2 separate regions of the Mus musculus genome follow, and region 2 is linked to region 1. A link is a loop called in an ENCODE intact Hi-C map of the cell type or tissue named here. Cell type or tissue: gastrocnemius. All regions are shown on one strand. Links, peaks and the distances in the headings refer to the core of each region. The heading gives the core; the rest is flanking DNA.

What was found. Hi-C counts contacts between places; a loop is a spot of excess contacts. Peaks named below come from ENCODE experiments on the same cell type or tissue, not always from the same donor. Only the 100,000 strongest peaks of a DNase experiment are listed, where the experiment ranks them.
Region 2: a loop joins it to region 1, with 5 times the contacts of the local background. A loop is called at or near these places in 3 of 42 quality-filtered maps.

The regions. Positions count from the first base shown.
Region 1 is chr14:76,107,135-76,113,346 of GRCm38, reverse strand. It overlaps Gpalpp1 (GPALPP motifs containing 1), which reads left to right and starts at 2,532. Exons shown (of 8, transcript NM_026177.3): 1 at 2,532-2,730; 2 at 5,894-6,026. The coding sequence starts at 2,643. Nufip1 (nuclear fragile X mental retardation protein interacting protein 1) reads right to left here and starts at 2,456. Exons shown (of 10, transcript NM_013745.5): 1 at 2,021-2,456; 2 at 1,350-1,423. The coding sequence starts at 2,414. In gastrocnemius, for the core only: no CTCF peak of the experiment used is centred there; a DNase peak (open chromatin) is centred at 2,496; H3K4me3 peaks cover 2,555 bases; H3K27ac peaks cover 1,708 bases.
Region 2 is chr14:75,281,585-75,287,190 of GRCm38, reverse strand. Cpb2 (carboxypeptidase B2 (plasma)) reads right to left here. Exons shown (of 11, transcript NM_019775.3): 11 at 3,636-3,960. The coding sequence ends at 3,776. Zc3h13 (zinc finger CCCH type containing 13) reads right to left here and starts at 2,825. Exons shown (of 19, transcript NM_001359875.1): 1 at 2,526-2,825. Gm35679 (a long non-coding RNA gene) reads left to right here and starts at 5,011. Exons shown (of 3, transcript XR_874823.2): 1 at 5,011-5,606. In gastrocnemius, for the core only: no CTCF peak of the experiment used is centred there; DNase peaks (open chromatin) are centred at 2,898 and 3,380; H3K4me3 peaks cover 2,421 bases; H3K27ac peaks cover 1,782 bases.

The sequences.
Region 1 (6,212 bases), core at 590-5,589:
CTTACAACCAGAACAAAAACATTAATAACACAATATATCCTGTCTGAATTTAAGACATGCACACAACTTGGGTAAATATAAACTCTCCTAAATTAGAAACATTAGATTATAGCTTGAATTTAACAAGAAAAAAAAAAAAAAGGAAGGGGGGCGCTCTGCTTTTATTTCACAGATTCTTCTACACTAAAAAGCAGCCAAGATTGCTGGGCATGGGGGCTCACACCTTTAATCCCAGCACTAGAAGGGAGGTAGAAGCAGGCTGAATCTGATCTACTAATTGAATCTAAGACAGCCAGGGATCTGTTAAACAGAGAAATCCTGTCTCAAAAAACAGCAAGATGCCGGGCGTGGTGGCGCATGCCTTTAATCCCAGCACTCGGAAGGCAGAGGCAGGTGGATTTCTGAGTTCGAGGCCAGCCTGGTCTACAAAGTGAGCTCCAGGACAGCCAGGGCTATACAGAGAAACCCTGCCTCGAAAAAACAAACAAACAAACAAACAAAAAAAACAAAAAACAAAAAAAAACAAAAACCAAAAAACAGCAAGATTATGAAAAATAAAAGATTTGTTATTACAATTTGGCTTGGCTTCCAACTCAGTTAAGAAAAACTTGGGATTCCCAGTCTTCTCCTAAAGTTCCAGCTGTCAGTCCCAATCTTCATAGTTTTTTGAACTAGTGGTTCTCAAACTTCCTAATGTTGTAACCCTTTAATACATTCCTCATGTTCTGGTGACCCCCCCAACCCTAAAATTACTTTCGCTGCTACTTTATAACTGTAATTCTGCTGCCGTCACGAACTGTAACGTAAACATCTGGTATGCAGCATATCTGATCCGCAATCCCTGTGAACGGGTTCTTCAACCCCTAGGTTTTAAATAAACTTCACTGGTTTTAACACTCACATTTATTTGTAAGCATAACCCCTACTAAGTCTGTACCAAGACAGTTGTTTGTTTTTTGTTTTGTTTTGTTTTTTGTTTTGTTTTGTTTTTTCGAGACAGGGTTTCTCTGTGCAGCCCTGGCTGTCCTGGAACTCACTTTGTAGACCAGGCTGGCCTCGAACTCAGAAATCCACCTGCCTCTGCCTCCCGAGTGCTGGGATTAAAGGTGTGAGCCACCACCGCCTGGCACCAAGACGGTTTTAATGTTCTTTCTTTTCCTATAATTTCATCATTTATTTTTCAATACTATTTTGTTTCAACATTTTACTTATAATTAAGTTCCTTAAACATACTACCCAAGTAAAGCTCTCCATGTCCACCACAGATGTGAAACACTGACAGTTACAACTTAATATATAGAGCAGTAACATTCAAGTTCAAAAGGCCACATTTATCATCTTGGAATTACCTTCGTTTTCTGTTTTCTGTTTTGAGGCAAATTGAATTTTGCATCATGTGATCGTGGAAAATAAGAATGTGTAACTAAAAAAGAAAAGAGGGTTTCATTTAAGATTGCAAAGGTACAATTGTTTATTGATCATTTTTTTCTTAGATTAAAAACAAAAACTGTGTAGGTAGCATGGAGTGCAGGTACTCTTGGAGGCCAGAAGAAAGCTATCGGCTCCTCTGAGGCTGGAGTTACAGGCAGTTGAGAGCCCAGTGTGGATGTTGAGAACCGAGCTTTGGTCCTCTGCAAGAGCAATAGAGTCTCATCGCCAACCCATTTCTCCACCTCCCCCCCAATCAATCCTTTTCTAATGCATACATACAATCATTACTTCCTAATACCTAGTTTTATCTCCTGTATCGCGTCTTCCTACACTGAGGGGATAGGAAGCTCTCAAAAGGTATGGATTTTTGTATGTTTTGTTTACTGCTATGCAAGTAGTCCCCAGTTTTATAGTTGGGTTAAATTAATAAAATTTTGGATGAGCAGGTGGCAGGAAACCTAGTGAGACACATTTTGAATACTCATTACCAGCCTCCAAAACTACAGCGCAAAGCTGAGAGATAAAAAGAGAAAGCTGGGAGAGGAAAGAAAGAGAAAGTAAAGTAGGGCCACTAGGAACTGCAGCTTACCCGGAGATTGGTAAGACGTGTGGTACGTGGAAAAACCATTAGGAGACAATCCCCAGTACCAAGGCGTGGAGGCTTGCAAATTCCAGGCCTGCTGGCCGCTGAACTGAGATTGAGCATCGGGCGGAGCCTGGGCATCGAAAGGAGGCTGCGCCGCGGGAAGAATCTGAGCATCGAACGGTGGAAGCGCTCCGGAGGGAGGCTGGGGCAGCACGTGAGGCTGTCCCTTCCGGCTCTGCTCCGAGCCCGCCACTGGGGACGACAGAGGAGGTGGTGGCGGCGGCAGCATGGCCCAGTACACCCAGTTGTCCCGCGGCGGCGCAGCTTCGCTCGGAGTCCCGGGCGCGGGAGTCAGATCCGGGGCCGAAGGCCACACGGCGGGTGCCGGTTCAGCCATGCCACCTAGCAAGCAGCGAGCCCAAAGTGCAACTGTGGAACTATCATTAAGCGTCACTTCCGTTACAGTAATCTGGCCAATGAGCCCATCGCGGGCTTACGTCATCAGACAAAGCCGGAAAAACCTTCGGGCCTTGCAGCAAATCCTGGTCTACACCGTCCAGCCTGGGTTTAGCTAAACTGCGTGTGCAGGTTGGCTTGGGCTTTGAGCGACTGTGCGTCGCAGCGAATGGCTAGGGACCTGATCGGGCCGGCACTGCCGCCAGGCTTCAAGGAGCACGCGACAGTTGAGGACGAGGAACGGGACCCGAGCCCGGGTAAGCAGCAGCGGGCGTCTGCACTCCCGGGAAGGACTGGCGACCACCGTGGAGTGGGCGCGGTCCGCCCTGGGGGAAAAGCTGGGCAACGCCTGAGTGTTTGGGACCCGATCATCGTTAAAATGACTATACAGTCCCAATTTGCTATTATTACGAATAGGACTGTGCTAACTGATCAATCTTCGTCCGGTCGTCTGTTTAACCCTTCCATCAACTGTATAAGAAAAGATGATGGATGGTGCATGTGTTACAAATGATGACAGCGGCTGATGAATCGGTGCCTAAGACACGCAGCTAGTCCGTGATGAAGCCCAAGTTAGAACCTAGTATCTCTATATCTTCAGATTTACAAGACTCTTGCCAAAGATCCTGTGCCTCTCTCCTCCCCGGCCTGACTTCCCGACCTCATTCTATCATTCCATCTTACACAGCAGCCCAGTGCCCACACAGTTCGAGTTTATGCTTTGACGATAGACTTTTGGGGGTGCTATGGTTGTACTTAAATGCCTGACAAAACGTCCTTCATATACCAGTTTAAGCGTCACCTTCCCGAGCATTGTCACGTCTTCCTCCGGGTTTTCCTCTCCCCAGTTACGCTAATATTTAACACATTCTGTTCAACTAATTTGTGGATATCTCAGTCTCCACCAATTCACTGTGTCTTGCAACCTTAACATGCATCTATGCCACATCAATACCTCGCACACTCTTTCATGCTTTTCCGGCTTTAGTGTTTGTTCCAGTTTGAAGGCCGGCGCTGACTCTACTTGGGAAAGAACAAAACTGACAGAATGTTGATCTGACTTTGTTTTTCTGGCTACCCAGAGACTATGTCTCCGGCAGATTCTTCCTTCCAGATCTTATTTCTAGTGCCGTTATTTTTAAAAATTCCCTTTATTCTTTGTTTTAGGAAGGAAATTTCTACCCAGTTAGGTTGAAGAAGTATGAGTGAATTCAATTTGGTAAATCCCCTGCAATTTCTTTACCTATTGTACAGGTAACAGACATTTGGGTAGATTCTGGTTTTGTTTTTGTTTTTAACTCTTACAAAGAGTGCCACTATGCACTGTGTATGTGTGTGCATGTGTATCTATCTGTCTGTCCGTCTATCTATCTCCTCTGTTATACACCCTCAGTTTCAGAATCCTACCAGTTTACCAAAGCCCTCAGTGAGTATAGGAGTTCTGATTGTTCCATGTTCTCCCTAATCATTTTCCTCTGTCTTTTCAATCTGGTGTTTTGAAGCCATATTTTGTAGTAATTTAAACTTGTATTTTCTTGTGAGAAATTAAATTGAACACTTTTCTAATTTTTTATTATCTTTTTACCACTGTGCTCTGATAGTCTTTTGCTTATTTCTTATTGAAATTTCTTTTGTCTTCTTGATCTGTAGTTTGTAAAATTGGCATACACAGCATTAGGTTCCATTATTTATATTCATGTGTTTGTGTGTGGGTATGTGCGTGTGAATGCAAGTACCTGAAGAGAACAGGAGTTGTGTGGACCCTTGAAACTGGAGTTACAGGCAGTTGGGAGCCTCCAGATGTGGGTGCTGAGATCTGAACTTGGGGCCTCTGCAGTGTACACTCTTAACTGCTGCCTGAGCCATCCTTAAGACCGAATTATGTCATTTTTTAAACAAAACTTTTTGTTAATTCTTCTTCCCACCCCCTCTTATCTCTTTTAGCCTTCAGGCATCTCCCATAACCTCCTTTCCCCTTCTGTGTCTCATGTGTGTCCCCTATTCTTCAATACCTCTTTTAACCCCCTCATAATCTCTTTTCTAGTTTCATAGCTTATATCCGTACTCAGCCCACTTAATATGCACTTGTATGAACATCAGAGAGGACTGTGTATTTGCCTTTCTGAAACTGGGTCACCTCACTATAGAACACTTTCCAGTTATATCCACTTTTCTAGAACTTTTGTGACTTCATTTTTATTTACAGCTGAGTAAAATCCCACTGTGTATTTTACACCATATTTCTGCTATCCATTTATCTGTTGATGGACATTTAGACTGGCTTCATTTCCTTCCTCTGTGTTGTGACTAGGGCATCAGTAAACACAGATATGCAGGTGTTGCTATTGCTGGTTAGTGGTCTTTTTGTCAGCTTGACATAAGCTTTTGGTCATAATTTTTCATCACAGCAATAGTAACCCTAACTAAGGCACTAGGTTTTTTCTTTCATGTTATCATAAGATATTTATTGGATCTATTACATTCGCTATTTTAAAGCATACTTTTCAGTGGCATTAGTTATATTCATACTGTTTGTGTAGCTGCCACTACCACTTCATCTCTGGAATTGAAAGTTGAGCAACAACCCCCCATATCTCCCTGCCCACAGTTCTTAATAGTTGCTGTTCTGTATTGTGAATATGCTGAATTAAGTACCTTGGAGGTGTGGGGCTCAAACAGTCTGTCTGTTTAACCCTTCCATCAACTGTATAAGAAAAGATGGTGGATGGTATGTGTGTTACAAATGGTGTCAGCTACTATAAGTAGCACTTTTCATAAATGCCCTCAGGGTTCATCTCTGTAACATTCTTCAATGTTTCCTTCTATTGAGGACTCCTGGTCTAAGATTTAAACTTTATCGGCCACATTTTACAGAGCAACAAAGTAACACAAGCAGTTTAACTTACACAATCATATAGTTAGTAAGTGGCAAAGTCCAGATTCAAAGCCAAAGACTCCAGCTCCAAAGCTTGCAGCCTTTCCCTCCTTTGTATTAGAAGTACAACCTCTTCAGCCTCCAGCATTGGTGGCGAGTACATAGTGTATTCTCTCCTGCTGACTCTTCCTGTCTAGAATGTTCTTTTGGATTGCTGTATGACCACTGTTGTCTTGTCACTTAAGTCTACCAAATGCCTTGTCAGAGTGACCTGCCCTGGCCACTGTCTTCCAAATTGCCCCCCTCCACACAGACACATGTTTTTAAAGTTTCAATATAAGCACTTTGTCTGGACTGACCTTTTTACGTTGGTTTCTTTGTATTTACTGATACATCCTCAGTGGGTGGATGGGTTGGTAGGTGGATAGATAGTTAGAAGACATAAGTCCATAGTAAATGCTAGCCTACTGTGGCTATGAAAAGACCCATTTCCATCAGGAGGATTTGGTGAAAGGGCTGTAACACATCCATCTAAACTTTCACAGTTGCAGGGCCAGCTCTGCCCCCTAATTACAGAAGCTGCAGTTCAGACTCCTCAGACAGTGACGAGGACAGTAGTTCTTTATCTGAAGAAGGCAATCAAGAGTCTGAAGAAGAGGACACTGGTCCAAATGCAAAGTAAGTCACTAAATTATATAATAAACCAAGCTTTACACTGTTGTTTTAAAAACAAAAATCCCTGCTGTTCGAATTACCAAGTAAAGATTCCGAAGTCAGACACTGTGGTGAAAGCCCACTCGCTCAAAGAGGCAGAGAAAGCACCCAGATGACCTTCCTCCTCAGCCAGAAGGAAAAGACCCTTTT
Region 2 (5,606 bases), core at 607-5,606, 830 kb after region 1:
ATTATCCTCAACACTAGTAATCACACAGTTACAACTTTGCACGAATAAATGCTTTCTGTTTGCACAGAAGATAGTATAGTTTAAAATCTCATTTGTCAGAAAATAAATATATAATCTGCAATACACCAAAAAAATTCTGTTTCATATATTAAGCCATTTAACTCAAAACCATGTAATCACTGATGTTTTGAAAGCTCAAAAATTCCCATCCTAAATGCTGGGTTCACAAAGAAAGATGAATACTACAAAAGAGTAGAATTTAAATTTGATTAAAAGTCAAAAACCATTAATGAGACAGATATGAGTATTTCAAAGTGGAAGAGAACTATCAGACATAAAGAACCAGAATTGTAGATGCCAATGTCTTTCCAATCAGAGACTGTAAACCAACCACTTATTATTAAACTGACTCTTGCCTGAAGATGTTCCTCCATTTGGTATTCAAATTATTCTTTGGTTAAGGCTATCACCACCTATTTCTTCCATCTTTCTCAAATACAAGAGTTATCAAAACCAAATGACTATGCAGTTGTTTTCCTTTATCTAGTCTCCTCTGGAGTGTAATAAATATTTGGAACTTTCATCATCTCCTTTCAATTAAAAAAAAAAAGGAAGAAAATTCAAATTCAGGGACAATAATACTGAGCCTATTAAGAGAAAATACATCTCAAATATGAGAACTGCTCCCCTTCTTCAGGGAACAATATACTCTGAGTTCCATACCATCAACCTGGCTGAGAAAGGAGCATGGCAGAGGTGGCTCTTCTTGAATAAGTAATTACTTTCAAGGCCTCTTAAATTTTGTTAATAAAAAATATGCTAATTGTGAATTCCCTTATCCTAAATGTTTAAAACCAGGTATATTTTGGATTCAAATCCTGTTAAGCTAAATATATGTGTGTGTGTGTGTATATGTATAAGTAATATATACATATAATACATATATGTATCTTTAAAAAAGACCAAGATTTAAATTCAAAATTTATGCTTAATACAATATAAATTAACACTAATGACTTAATATAATGTATTGATATAAAAGTCATACTGTGCTTTAGTATTCTAAATTTATATTACAGACATTAAACTGAGGTAAGTGTCTCCAGTCTAGACATTAATCAGGCCCAATCCAGATAAGCTTCTGAGATCAGGTGTTCAGGGTGATACGGCCTGCTGAGAACAGAGAATATACTCAGAATAAAGGTTAGTGTTCACTCCAAGTCACCAGTAAACAGAAAGCAAATAAAGAAGCTGTATCCCTGGATTGAACATATCCAGGAAAACAAAAACAAAAACAAAGCAACACAAAACAACAACAAAAAACCCAAAAACCAAAACTACACTGTGTACAAACCTTATTTACATTATTTAAAATTAGCATAAAGTACTTTTATAGGATTTACATTGCACTATGTATTAGAAGTATAGAGATGATTGAAGGCATATAAAACATCGTTTTCCAGAAGGGATTTGAGTTTCTGCACATTTAGGTATCTGAGTCACCCCCTATGTGTTGGTATCAACTACATCCTACCAGATGCTCACACTGAAACTCAAGTTTCAGGGCACAACCGTTTGCACAGAAATTGTGACATTCCTACATCAGCTTGCTAAGTCTCCAGATGAAACTGTCATCTGATATAATCTAACTAAGAAGTTGGAGGTTATTTAAAAATTTATACGTCTGTGTTGCGAAATATTGTTGTTTGGATTCTAAAGCTAGTAATGTTAAGTACTACATAGCAAAACTAAGCATATAGGCAGAGCCGCATAGTGATCTGGACTAACTAAATAAACATATCACAGACTTTTAAACCCTTAAATGCCAAACTTAAAGGTCCAACCTTTTCAAATTATTTTTTTTTGAAATTCACAAACCAGGAGAGACTGTGCACGCCCATAACTGAAAGAGTTCAAATTATCTGAAGACTCCTAATAAAACGAATTAACTTAAGATACTGCCTCTCACAAGCAAGATCCTACCAATATCATCCAAGTATTTTCTTCAACTCTGAATACTTTTCCAGCCACATAAATGTCAACCTGCTTAGCAAGTGATACTGCCAGATATATCTTCTCCTTTCGTTCCAGCTTCCCGTTGCCTGGGAGTATAAAGATAAAACAGTACTCCTACACTCCCAATAGTATTTACTGCAGCCGGGAAATAAGCAAGACCAGGAACAATCAAAAGGACTCTCCTTTCTTCAATAGATCTGGAATACGTGAAGAAGGCAACTCTAAATCCAAGAAACACAACTGCTGCATCCTTTCACCACACACAAATGCGACCACCACACCACGGTATCCGAGTCCGCCTGCTTCCTGACACAGACTGCAGAATCACAACTGGAGCAACAGCCAGATCTAACACCAAGAGCCTCTGCAGAGTCAAGGGTGGGATGCTCAAACAGCGTTCAGAAACACAAGCAGCACAGAACAAGGCGAGCGAGGATGGAGGCCACAGCGCAGGACGCCCACACGAGCCGGGTCCAACGCCTCTTCCCATCCGCTCCCCGAACGCTTACCTCCTCTCCAAGCACCCTTGTAAGCGCAGTCTTCAGGACGTCCCTGACGCCTCAGCTCCGGCTGTCCCCGCGCCCGGCCCCGGGAGGACGACCAAGAGGACGTGCACGCGCGGCTCCCAGGGGCCGGCCCTCCTCAAGCGGGGCGGACGCCGGGAACAGGGAGCAGCGGAGCCGCCCGGATCTTCTCCCAGCTCTGGAGAGCTCCGGACACGAGACGAGAGACGCACAGAAGCCACTGCAGAGCAACGCTAAGACCACAACTCTGCCTGGCCGCTACACTGGCAGCATCTAAAAGCCGACGGAAGTCGCGAGTTTGCCCGACTCCTCCGCAGGCAAGGCAGCTTCCGGCCCCCAGATTAGTCGTCATCGAGTAAGCCCCGCCCCTCTCAGACCACGCCCCCTCGCGTCCGACGCGAGGGCAGTGCGGAGTGTGTTCCTGACGCCTGTTTACTAAGGTCTGGGGACACGGAGTCAGCGTGGGAGGACGGAGATTCTCAGTTGACTGAGATTCTGGTTTTCACCGTTTTCCATCGCATAAAGTGCTACTTTGTTTCGGCAGTAACCACCAGCCTGGTGCGTTTCGAAGCTGCAGATTTTGACAACCGCCCGTCCCCCGCCTGGGCCTGAAGCTGGAGCAGAAATGCACGGATTGCGTTTTCAAGAACAAGAGCAGAGACTGATTAAAATTTTAGGGTGCAAACCCTTGAGGTGCTACAGAGTGCCTTTGCTTTTCCTGCTTGGATCCAATGATCTCCGTAGATTTAGGGTAAAAGTTGCTTAGGAGGAGCTGGAGAGATGGCTCCAGCCGTTAAAAGCGGTTGCAGCTCTTTCAGAGACCAGGTTTGACTCCCATCCCCCACGTGACTGCTGACCACCTTCTGTAACCTTCAGTAACAGCGGTTCCCCATTTTCTTCTGGCCTCTGATGGGGGTCCAGCATAAACCTGGTGCTTAAACTCACACCCTCACGCCCCACCACACACACAGTACATCTTAAAACTGCTTAAGATAGCTGTTCATCATAAATCAAGGGACGGTGGGGTGGGACCAGTAGCTAACCTCTTAGAATAAAAATAATAAAAATAAAAATGTTAAAATACACAGGGGGCCATTTTCACTCTTAAGCTCAAAGTAGTGTGCTTTTTATTCTTCAACAAAACCAAGGAAACTGATTCAACTTAGAAGCTAATGCAACAGTTAAGTGTTGCTGAAATCAATAAAATAAAAATAATGAGAGCGGAGGTTAGGGCATTAAGTGTTCCTGATGACATGCCAAACTATTTTAGAGATGGCGGCCAAAGCTTCTGCACAAGTGGGTTTGATGTATCTCTCAGGCAGCAAGAATCCGTATCTGCCTGTATCTCGGAGCTCAATTGTAAACGAATATTTGATGCCCAAATCATAGATCCAATCGTCAGAACCTCCAGGAGCTAGATCTAAAAGAGACACAAAATATATTTATTTCATAGCAACAAACACTTTATTTCATTGTAGAAACGAAAATAGCTTCCTTCTGGATGTTACCTAAATTTCTTATCTGAAAGTTGTAGTCATCTAAAAGAAACCATGTTAAGAAAGAAAACACATGTTGCCCAGAACTCAACAATAATCTGATTAAGGAGTGATAACTGCCAATAACATTTTAGTACATTTTACAGTGCATGTACTTTCTGTCTTAATTTGTAACATTTCTGGAAGTAATTATTGTAACATTACCAAATGTATCATTATTGTGTTTGAATAGACATTATTTTGAGTCATTTTAAGGGATTGCATTGTAAACTATAGTTGATTCAAATAATTTTGTTGATAAATAACTTAGTTTCTTTAGAATGAGCACCATTGTCCATAAATCAATGTTTCCTACTTCAGTAGCTTTTCTAGAGTTAAAGTTCCTTGACTAAAGTGGTGTACCTTTTACAGTTACCACACTTGTCACCAAGTACTAATCAAAAGAATGGAACCTCTCTCCTCCCAGGAGAGTGTCAGCATACCCAACTGGCAGCTTCTGCACCATGGGCAAGAATCTTGCATCCTGTCAGTTTTCTGGGAAGAAGAAGAAGGAGGAGGAGGAGGAGGAGGAGGAGGAGGAGGAGGAGGAGGAGGAGGAGGAGGAGGAGGAAGAAGAAGAAGAAGAAGAAGAAGAAGAAGAAGAAGAAGAAGAAGAAGACGACGACGATGACGAGGAGGAGGAGGGAGAGGAGGAGGAGGAGGAGGAGGAGGAGGAAGAAGAAGAAGAAGAAGAAGAAGAAGAAGAAGAAGAAGAAGAAGAAGAAGAAGAAGAAGAAAGAAAGAAAGAAAAGAAGAAGCAATTGTCTTTGATTTAGATTTCTTTATCAATGGATTGCATACATTTTTATATTCATTTTTATATTTTTTCTATCAATTTTCTTGATTGCTTTTTTTTTGCTGCGGGTGGGGGGCATTCGAGACAGGGTTTCTCTGTGTAGCCCTGGCTGTCCTGGAACTCACTTTGTAGACCAGGCTGGCCTCAAACTCAGAAATCCGCCTGCCTCTGCCTCCCAAGTGCTGGGATTAAAGGCATGTGCCACCAACCACCCTGCCTAGCCTCTTGATCACTTTTCTACATGGTTAATTTCATATGCTGTTTGTAAGAACTGCATTACTGTCATGAAATCTATGTAAAGTGTGAGGTTTTTCTCACTCAAATTCTTAGCTTATGGCGGGGTTATTTGTGCTTTAATATTTGATCAGTTTGGCATTTATTTTAGTGAAAATGTATTAGTAACTCAATTCAATTTTTATTCTTAGTGGCCTGTGAGATTTTCCAGGGCTGATAATTAAATATGGTTTGAAATGCCTCCTCTATAACATACTAGGTCTCCTTATATATTTGAATATCTTCCTGTGCCTGTTATTCCCGTCCAGTGACCTGCCTCTTCTAGGCTTAGTTCCACACCATCCTAATTATCCTATGTTTATAATATGCTTGAGAGCTCAGTGGGGTCAAATGTCTCTTATTAGCCTTACTTTTAGCATTTTACAAATTCCTCTACCATATGCATGCTTCCAAATAAACTTCAAAATCATGTCAGGATTAATAAAAGTACATCAAATATAC